Linked DNA regions of Homo sapiens: region 2 is linked to region 1. Evidence: chromatin contacts called from ENCODE Hi-C or POLR2A ChIA-PET data. All regions are on one chromosome and are shown on one strand. Each heading gives the region's core, a stretch centred on a gene start or an enhancer-like site at or near the end of the contact. The rest is flanking DNA. Distances are from core to core; before and after follow the strand shown.

The links. Hi-C counts contacts between places; a loop is a spot of excess contacts on that map. ChIA-PET counts read pairs that join two places held with the same protein, here RNA polymerase II (POLR2A). Pooled maps may share reads with other maps.
Region 2: a map of CD14-positive monocyte shows a loop between it and region 1 (4-fold over the local background). The contact joins the promoter of CCDC93 here to the enhancer-like site in region 1. A Hi-C loop is called at or near these places in 5 of 168 maps with a recorded cell type or tissue (CD14-positive monocyte, CD8-positive, alpha-beta T cell, Caco-2 and 2 more) and 2 of 50 pooled maps. POLR2A ChIA-PET finds 5 or more read pairs at or near these places in 5 of 52 experiments (B cell, MCF 10A, T-cell and 1 more).

The regions. Positions count from the first base shown.
Region 1 is chr2:117,979,006-117,983,048 of GRCh38, forward strand. The region is part of intron 7 of CCDC93 (CCC complex scaffolding subunit CCDC93); the gene reads right to left. Among named protein-coding and RNA genes, the nearest start is that of CCDC93, 33 kb to the right of the region's middle. Within about 2 kb of position 1,411, at least 8 of the 41 ENCODE cell types and tissues checked have a DNase peak (open chromatin) inside an H3K27ac peak, as active enhancers do; they include CD14-positive monocyte and mammary epithelial cell, where a contact is called at or near this core.
Region 2 is chr2:118,011,149-118,015,462 of GRCh38, forward strand. It overlaps CCDC93 (CCC complex scaffolding subunit CCDC93), which reads right to left and starts at 2,922. Exons shown (of 24, transcript NM_019044.5): 1 at 2,806-2,922. The coding sequence starts at 2,847. RefSeq lists silencers at 2,410-2,459, 2,930-3,129.

The sequences.
Region 1 (4,043 bases), core at 161-2,660:
TCAAAAATAAATAAATGAAAATAAAGAACAAGTTTAAGGCTACTCTGTGCCTCACTTCTGGGTTGTGTGCTCACCTGGTCTTGGTCCTCCAGCTTCACTCCCCACACTCTTCCTGCCCATTCCTTGTCCAACTTCTGCATTGGCCTGATGCACATTTATCAATGGCAGGCCTCTTCCCTCAGAAGAAAACAGAACCTCCTCAGGAGCCTTATAAAGCCTCTCTTCCATGGCTCAGCCTAACAAGTGTTTCACCTCACCACCAGCAGCACCTTCTGTGTTCCTATTACACTTACTACCTGAACAGAGAGCTCTGCACAAACTAAGCTGTTCCCCTCTCGCCCCTGCTTCCCTACTCACCCTCCACTCCTCAGCTCTAAAGCTCCTCCCCTGTGAAGCATCCCCCATGCACATGTGCTCAGCCTGGCCTATCCATCCCTGCATCTGTTCATGCTCCTCTCACTTCCCAGATGGTGAATACATGCAACTGTTACTTATCTGTATCATTCTCCTGAGGGCAAAGATTCTACCTTTATATCTGGTTTTTCCAATATTCACTGAACAAACAAACTAAACATAAGTGAAAAAATGCAAAAATCAAGAAGCCAAAAGTATCATCTGACCTTGCAACAGATTGTCATATAACTGGGGAAACCAAAAAGTCACTGCTGGGCAGTATGTCCACCCTTTAGAAATAAACCTATAGGTCCAAAGTGTAGCAGACCAAGGTTAAATTTTGGCTATCCACACGAATTCTGTAAAGGACCTTATGGCAGATTCTGTGGACTGGCTTAATATCTATTGCATCTTCTAGTACTGCTGAGGCTGGAAAAGAGACTATTTTCCATACTCCCTTGCACCTAGGGTTCTGAATACTGTTAACGTTCCACCAATCAGATGCATTTGCTAGAGTTTTCAATATGGAACAGTTAAAGGAGGAAAGAGGGAAGCATAAAGGATCCATTGTGTTGGTGTGGATCACAGTAGAAACAGCCAGGTTCTGGGGCTAGCAGCTATCACAGTGGCTTCTTGGTTTTTCAGAGCTTCCTAATTTGACAGAAGCAGCGTGGTTTCCTTCCTTGTCAAGCCGCTATAGCACCAGCTTCCCAATCCTACAGGCTGCTAGCTAGCTTCCTGATTTTGGAGGCAGAAACAGTATCCTGGAGCTCCAGTTCTAATGTGAAGCTTGAGAGCTGACCCTGGCTCAGCCTAGTTCTCATCCAGCCCTGTAACCAATCCCTTCTGCTGAAACTAGTGGGAGGGTACTGTTTTTTCAACCAGGGAACCCTGAACAATACAAGGTCTTGCCCAAGTTTCCCACTCCTATAGTGTCCTTGCATCTTGAGTATTCATCTTTCCTTTTTTATGCCTTTAGTCTGTGGAGACTTTTAGGGCAGAAGACATAAAGCCCTTTATCTAAGGCCCAGGGACTTCACGGATTTTCCAAATAAGGAAGTGAACAACCAAATCTGAGTGACTTGATTCCTAGGACGAATCTACTCCTCCTTAAAGACAGAGGCTCTGGGAAGACTCTTTTAGTAAGCCCTCCAGATGTGAGCTTCTGTGACAGCCAACGCACTCATTGTATGGTGAACATAATTATCCCTCATGAGTAATCCGCTAAGCCTTTCTGTTGAGCCTCTGGAGAGGAAGAAATTTGCTTCATTCACTTTAAAAAAATATTTTAAAAACTGACATAATTCATATAATATAAAATTCACCATTTCAAAGTGTATTGCTCACTGGATTTTAGTGTATTCACTATGTTGTGCAACCATCGCTATTATCGAAATCAAGAAAAGCTCCATCACCTCAAAAAGAAACTCTGTTACTATTAGCAGTTAATCACAATTCTTCCCTCTTCCCAGCCCTTGGCTACCACTGATCTACCTTCTGTCTCTATGGATTTGCTAATTCTGGAGATTTCATAGAAATGAAATCACTCAAAATGTGGCCTTTGTGTCTGGCTTCTTTGACTCATGAGAATATTTTCAAAGTTCATCCAGGTTGAAGCATGAATCACTACTTAATTCCATTTTATGGCTGAATAATATCCCATTATATGAGTAAGCCACATTTTGTTTCATCAGCTGACAGACATCTGGGTTGTTTCTACTTTTTAGCAATTATGAATTGCTAAATTCATAATTGTGCAATATATTATGCAACATATTTACAGTGCTACTATAAATATTCATGTACAGCTTCATTCACTTCAATATCCCCATTGCCTGGCAGTTCAGTGCCTGGCACATAGTAGGTGCTCAATTAATGGTTGCTGCATGAATGAAGAGTCCACATGATTTTTCTAAAGGCCTCATCCATGTCACAAAGTAGTGAGATTTCCATGACAAAGCTCTGTCCTCAACTGCCTATTAACTACTGCCTCGCTTTCCTCTTTTCCTGTCAGCCCTGCCCGTTTCCCCCAAGTGACAGCTCTGATCCGCAGTGCCGCATGCTTCCATTTGCTCCTGCATTCCTCTTCTTTAGCTCTGATTCTTGCTACCTACACTGTTAGCACCAAAGAGCTCCTCCCATCATCCAGTTCACTTCTTCATACCTTAGTCATAGGACCCAGTCTTTAAATCAAGGATGTACATTTAGAACAGCACAGTACAAAAGAAATATAAAGAAGGACACACATACAATTTTTTAATTACTAGGTTAGTAGGTTCATATGACCAAGTTATTCCAAAGATAAACATTTCCCATTAACTAAATCAAGCACAAATCTTAAAATTTAAATTTAACTTAATTAAAATCAAAATTCTGTTCCTGAGCCACACTAGTCGCATTTCAATTGCTCAATAGCCACATATGGATAGTGGCTACCATACTGGACACCACAATTCTAGAAAACAAACTAACTTTCAAGAACAATTACCTCAGGCCAAACTAAGATGGTTATCTATTTGGAATATAAAACAAAATAGGGACATAAAAAGCCCTAAATACCAAGGACTGTGAACTTTGTTCTTTATTCATTTGACAAGAACTTACTAAATATCTTTTATGAGCATGTCATAGGCCTTATCATCATAGGAGACACAAACAGGTTGGGAGAGGTATGCCGTGTTTTATTTACTAACTACAGAATGCTGGAGTTAGCCTGTTCCTTAGTATTCAAGGCCTAACTTTGAGTTGCCTAGAATGACTTCAAGAACTCAAAATTAGGCTTTGAATACTGAGGAATAGGCTAACTCCAGCATTCTGGTGGCTGTGCTCCAAACCTCCTCTTGCAAGTCAAATATATGGCACATAAAATGCATTTCCCCAGAGTAGCAGTTTCATAGCACGGTTAGGTGCTTAAGTTAGCCTCTCAAAATTGACTGAACCCATAACAAAACTGAAATATTATAGGTGTGCAATTTTGTTTACATCCAAAATCAAAACTATAAGTCTTGTTTTCCTAACACCATTAACACTTAGAAAAATATACCCAAACTATGTTTTTAACAGATAAACAGTCCTTAAGGCCTTCAGCATAGTTGACAAGGTTCATAATTCACCTTTATTTAAGCAACTGAGAGTCAAAATGGGGGAAGGAGATGGAATGCGGACCTAAAAGCCAAAGGGCACTGTGGGTGTAACGCTGATGAGTGACCTTCAACCCCAAGGAAGAAATACTGATTTCAGACCTTCTTGCTCTAGAAGTCAAAATACTTTCCCCCTGACAAGAGGTAAGATAAGGTAGAAAATAGAAACACTGGAAGAGAGATCTGGACTCCTAAAGCTGTGATGCCATAGTGTAGTGGGGGGGGGGGTGCGTGAGGAAGTCAGGAATGCCGCAATGTTAAAGGGAAAGGGAAGATGGAGCAAAGTGAGTCCCAGGGCCAGCAGGGGGCCAGCCTTGTTTGACAGGGGCAGGGGAGAAAAGGCCAGACTTCCCATACACATGCTAGAGGGAGGGCTAGTGTGAAGGGTAATAAGTGAAGGAGTCCACGGGCTGTTGCCCCCAAATATGGCACCCTAATATGCTGAATAACTTGAATTAAAGGCACTTGAAGGTCACATGTTAGAACAGGGTTTTTTCTCTTATCTATATA
Region 2 (4,314 bases), core at 1,672-4,171, 34 kb after region 1:
TGAACCTAAACCAGTCATGTATTAATAAAATGTTTCAGTGATCACATCCCTGACAATGGAAAGTTTATTTTGATGTATAAACTGCCAGGAAAGGGAGTATACATATTAAAATATAGTTAATACAGAATTATTAAAGTGACTGATAATCCCCTGCAATAGAGTAGGAGTGGCGTGGGGGAGGTGACAGCACTGAGCTACATCCGTCTCTGAAATGACCCTGGTCCAGTCCATTAAGGATCCTGAAGATCAGCATTCACTAGTTCCTAGTGGACATAAAAATTTTCTTAAGTAATATAAATAATTCACACCTTCTCTCCCTTCTGCAAAAAATCTGGGATGGTTGAGAAACGTCTACAAGTGAAAACACTCTAAGAAAAGAGAAGCTAAAGAGTAGTTGTAGTTCAAGTCAGCAGAAAAAGAAAATGAGATAATATAAGTACTTTCTTAAAACTTCTGGGGTGTAAAACAGGAACACTTCATTTGTTCAATCATTTATTATGAAAACATGAGAAGAAGACAAAAAAAACCAAAAAAAAATAGGATCATCACTGCCTCAACACCTATCTAATGGACACCCACTGGCCACCCCACCACAGATGCAGGGCCCAGGCTTCCATCCACTCACCCCTAGCATGGAGAAGTTTACTTTTGCAATATAACTTGTGAAGTAATTTTGGCACAAGACACTAAATGGGAATGTATGACTCCAAATTCACTTAGCAGATTAACACTGAAATCAAATGGAAAAGGGCCACTGTCTGATCTGCTGGGAATGAAAGACCCTCTCTTGAAGCAATAAAAATCCACCAGGCTGGTTAATACATCCAGTTGTTGAAGCTAAATTTCTGACAAAGACAAACAACAATGAGCTCTTACACAAAGCCCAATAAACTTTCAATTTCCGTCCACTATAGTTGTTGTAAGCTGGAAGGCAGGCCAAGTCTAGCTATCTTTGTAAAGGGTTAAAAAGAATGAATTCGGGCAGGGCAGTGGCTCACATCTGCAATCCCAGCTACTGGGAAGCCTGAGGCATAAGAATTGCTTGAACCTGGGAGGCAGAGGTTGCAATGAACCGAGCTCACGCCATTGCACTCCAGCCTCGGTGACAGAGTGAGACTCTGTCTCAAAAAAAAAAAAAAGAATGAATTTAATGAATTAACTGGTCTAGTGACATCCTAATAACACAGACTATCCATATTTATATTTACTAGCTTCTGAACTAAATGATGATAAGTTATTGCTTGACCTGGTGAGTGTGGCCTCTTAGCAGTCAGTGAAAGTTTAAACGAAGGACATACAGCAGCAGGTTGCTCTTCATTAATTAATTTATTTATTTTCCCCCCAGAAAGACCTCCACTGATAGTACTGTGGAATATTGGGTTGGACGGATTTAAAGTAGAACGTGGGAGACCAGACAGAAGTCTACAGCAAAAGGCCAGGCAAAAACTTGATGAGAGCCTAGAATACAGAAGTGGCAAAAAAGAAAACTTCAAATGTCACAGTACAAATCCTATTGTTCACTATCCTGGGTCCCATCCCAGGCAACGTGCATGTAAGATTTTACCTAATACAGGGGTTCTGACAACATTATGCTTGTCAGGTTTTCTTAAGACAACAAAATGGACTTGCATTCGGGGAGCACACACTGACAAACAAATCTGTCCTTTCAGACTATATATATTCCCAGCTTCTGGACACAGAACACAGTGATCCCTCAATTAGTGGATACTTGTGATATGAAAGAACTGAGGATTTGGGAGGAATGCAGAGGAGTAACATTGGTCACTGGCAGGTAAGTGTGAAGGGACGACTCACCACGTCAAGCAAGCAGTCACCCTGCCCAATGCCTGCTCCAGAACCTTAGGAAAAAGGCAGAGGTGCGGCGTGGCTTCCATTTCTCTCCAGAATCCAGTAAACTAGACTAGCCTTTGAGTAAAATCAACTGAAAGGGACGACAGATGCAAACTACCTATGAGATGCTAAGTGGTATTTGCAGCCAAAAGAAAATGAATACACTTTCCCTGTATTCCCAGCAAACGTGGAAATCCGCAAACCACTCATGACCCCCTCCCTAGCACTAAGTGAGTACTTAACAAACACCTTTGGAAAAGAACCCCGCCCTCTTCTGGAGAAGCCGCAGCCTTTCCGCCCAGAGCCGGGTCCCCCGCCACACAGCACCCCTGGAGTGCGTCCCACCCCGAACGCCCCGGCGCGCTGACCCAGCGGGACACCTCCCTGGTGCGCGCAAGTCTCCCAAACTTCCTCCCGCCGCCCCGGCCCGGGTCCACGCAAGGAGGGTGGCATTCCCTCCCGACAGCAAGGCGGGTGGGGCGGGCCGCCGGGACTCTGCGGGGTGGCGGTAGACGTCCCAAGGTCACCACCCGAGCCCGAACCGCCTCGGAGAGCGGTCTCGTGACTCCAGCGCCCAGCAGCCTCGGCCCTCGGGGCTAGCCCTGCGGCGCGGGGTGGGGGAGCCCGTCCCGGACAGGGAGAAAGGTGGGAGCCCAGGACCCCGCGGCGCGTGGGGCTGCGTCAGAGCAGGTGTCGGGCTAGGAAGGCCACCTGCGCCCCAAGAGACCCGGGAGCGGCTTAAGTTTGTCCTCACCCGCCCGCCGCCCCCTGCCCATGCAGGGGTACCTGCTCCCCGCCTCCAAGAAGAGGGTCGGCGCTTCCCTGAGGTGGATACGCCTGAGGAAGGGGGCGGGGCGCCCCTAACGCACCCAGGGCCCGCTCAGCCCGCCGCCCCGCGGCTCGGCCCTCTCTTCAGGAACCCCGACGTGTCAGGGAAGGAGGAGGCGTTCTTACCTCCGGGAGACCCTGGCCCTCCGGCCCCCTGGGCAACCCCATGATCCGACCGGGCTGTCGTAAGGCGAGAGCGAAGCCCGCCAAGCGTCCGGAGGAAGCTGTCCCTGCCGCGGAGCTGCTACCGGGGTGGAGTACAAAGCGGAAACTCCCTCTGCCGCCGCCGCCGCCGCCGCCGCCGCCTGCCCGAAGCGCCGCAGCCGGGCAGAGCATGCGCGCTGGGGCCGGAGCGCGGCGCCACTGCGCCTGCGCCACAGCAGCCCGGGGAGAGGTGGGCTGGGCTGCAGGTCCTGGCGTTGTGCTGGATCATCGCGCCCGTACTCTGAAGTTTTCTCCGTGGCGCTCTTTGAGAGGGGTTCCTCCTGCATCTTGAGAATATTTTGCATTTCGGCTCCCTTCTCTTCTCGCTGCCATCGGATGCCCCAAATAGGTCCTGTCCCCTCGGTGAATCAGACTTCGGAAACCGCCTCGCTTCAGGGTCAGAGTCCAAGTACAGATGAGCTTGAGGATTCTGAATGCACGCCCGGCTCTAGACCTTACAGACACACGCTTGGACAGACTTCTCCATATACGACCCAGGAACGGACCCCTTGAGAAGGGATTCTTCAAGCCCGCTGCCCTCTCCAGCGTCCTGGCCAGTGGCATCGCGTTCCCAGGAAACCTCGCTTCAGATATTGCCCACCACCCCGCCCTATTCACGGTTCCTGGGTCTTCCTGGAGGAATGACATCTCAGAGAATGCGGACTCCTATGTTCATGTCATTTGAGCCGCCGCGTCCCTTATTTGATGTACCCCTTGTTGGTCCCGGAGGATGGCAACTAGACAAAAGGTCACAGGCCCCCACACCCGCTCCATAACGGCTTCTTGGCTTTTTGTTTCTTTTAAGCAATGAGGAAAGAGATGACTTTCGTGAAAACTTTTGCTGGAGAAGAGATCCTTCCCTCTGTATATGTGTGTGGGATGGGAAGTGTCAGACTCAGACCTTTAGTTCCTTGAGATCAAAAAGGTTTCGTGTTTGCTTTCGTCTCTTCTTTGCATCCCTAGCGTCTTTAAAAGAGTAGGCAGGCGCGGTGGCACATGCCTGTAATCCCAGCACTTTGGGGGTCGAGGCGGGAGTATCACTTGAACCTAGGAGTTGGAGACCAACCTGGGCAACATAGTGAGACCTCCATCTCTACAAAAAATAAGAAAATTAGCCCGGTGCCAGTGGTCCCAGCTAGCCGGTAGGCTGAGGTGGGAGAATTGCTTGAGCCAGGAAGGTTGAGGTTGCAGTGAGCTATGATAACACCACTGCACTCCTGCTTGGGTGACAGAGCAAGACCCTGTCTAAAAACTATATATATATACGTGTATATATATATATGTGTGTATATATATATACGTGTATATATGTGTGTATATATATACGTGTATATATATATGATGTTTTCTATTTTATTTTATTTTTGCACCTTTTGTACTCCTCCTGGAGTTCATCCTGACAGACAGAGGTTTGTCTGGAGCCAGAGCTCA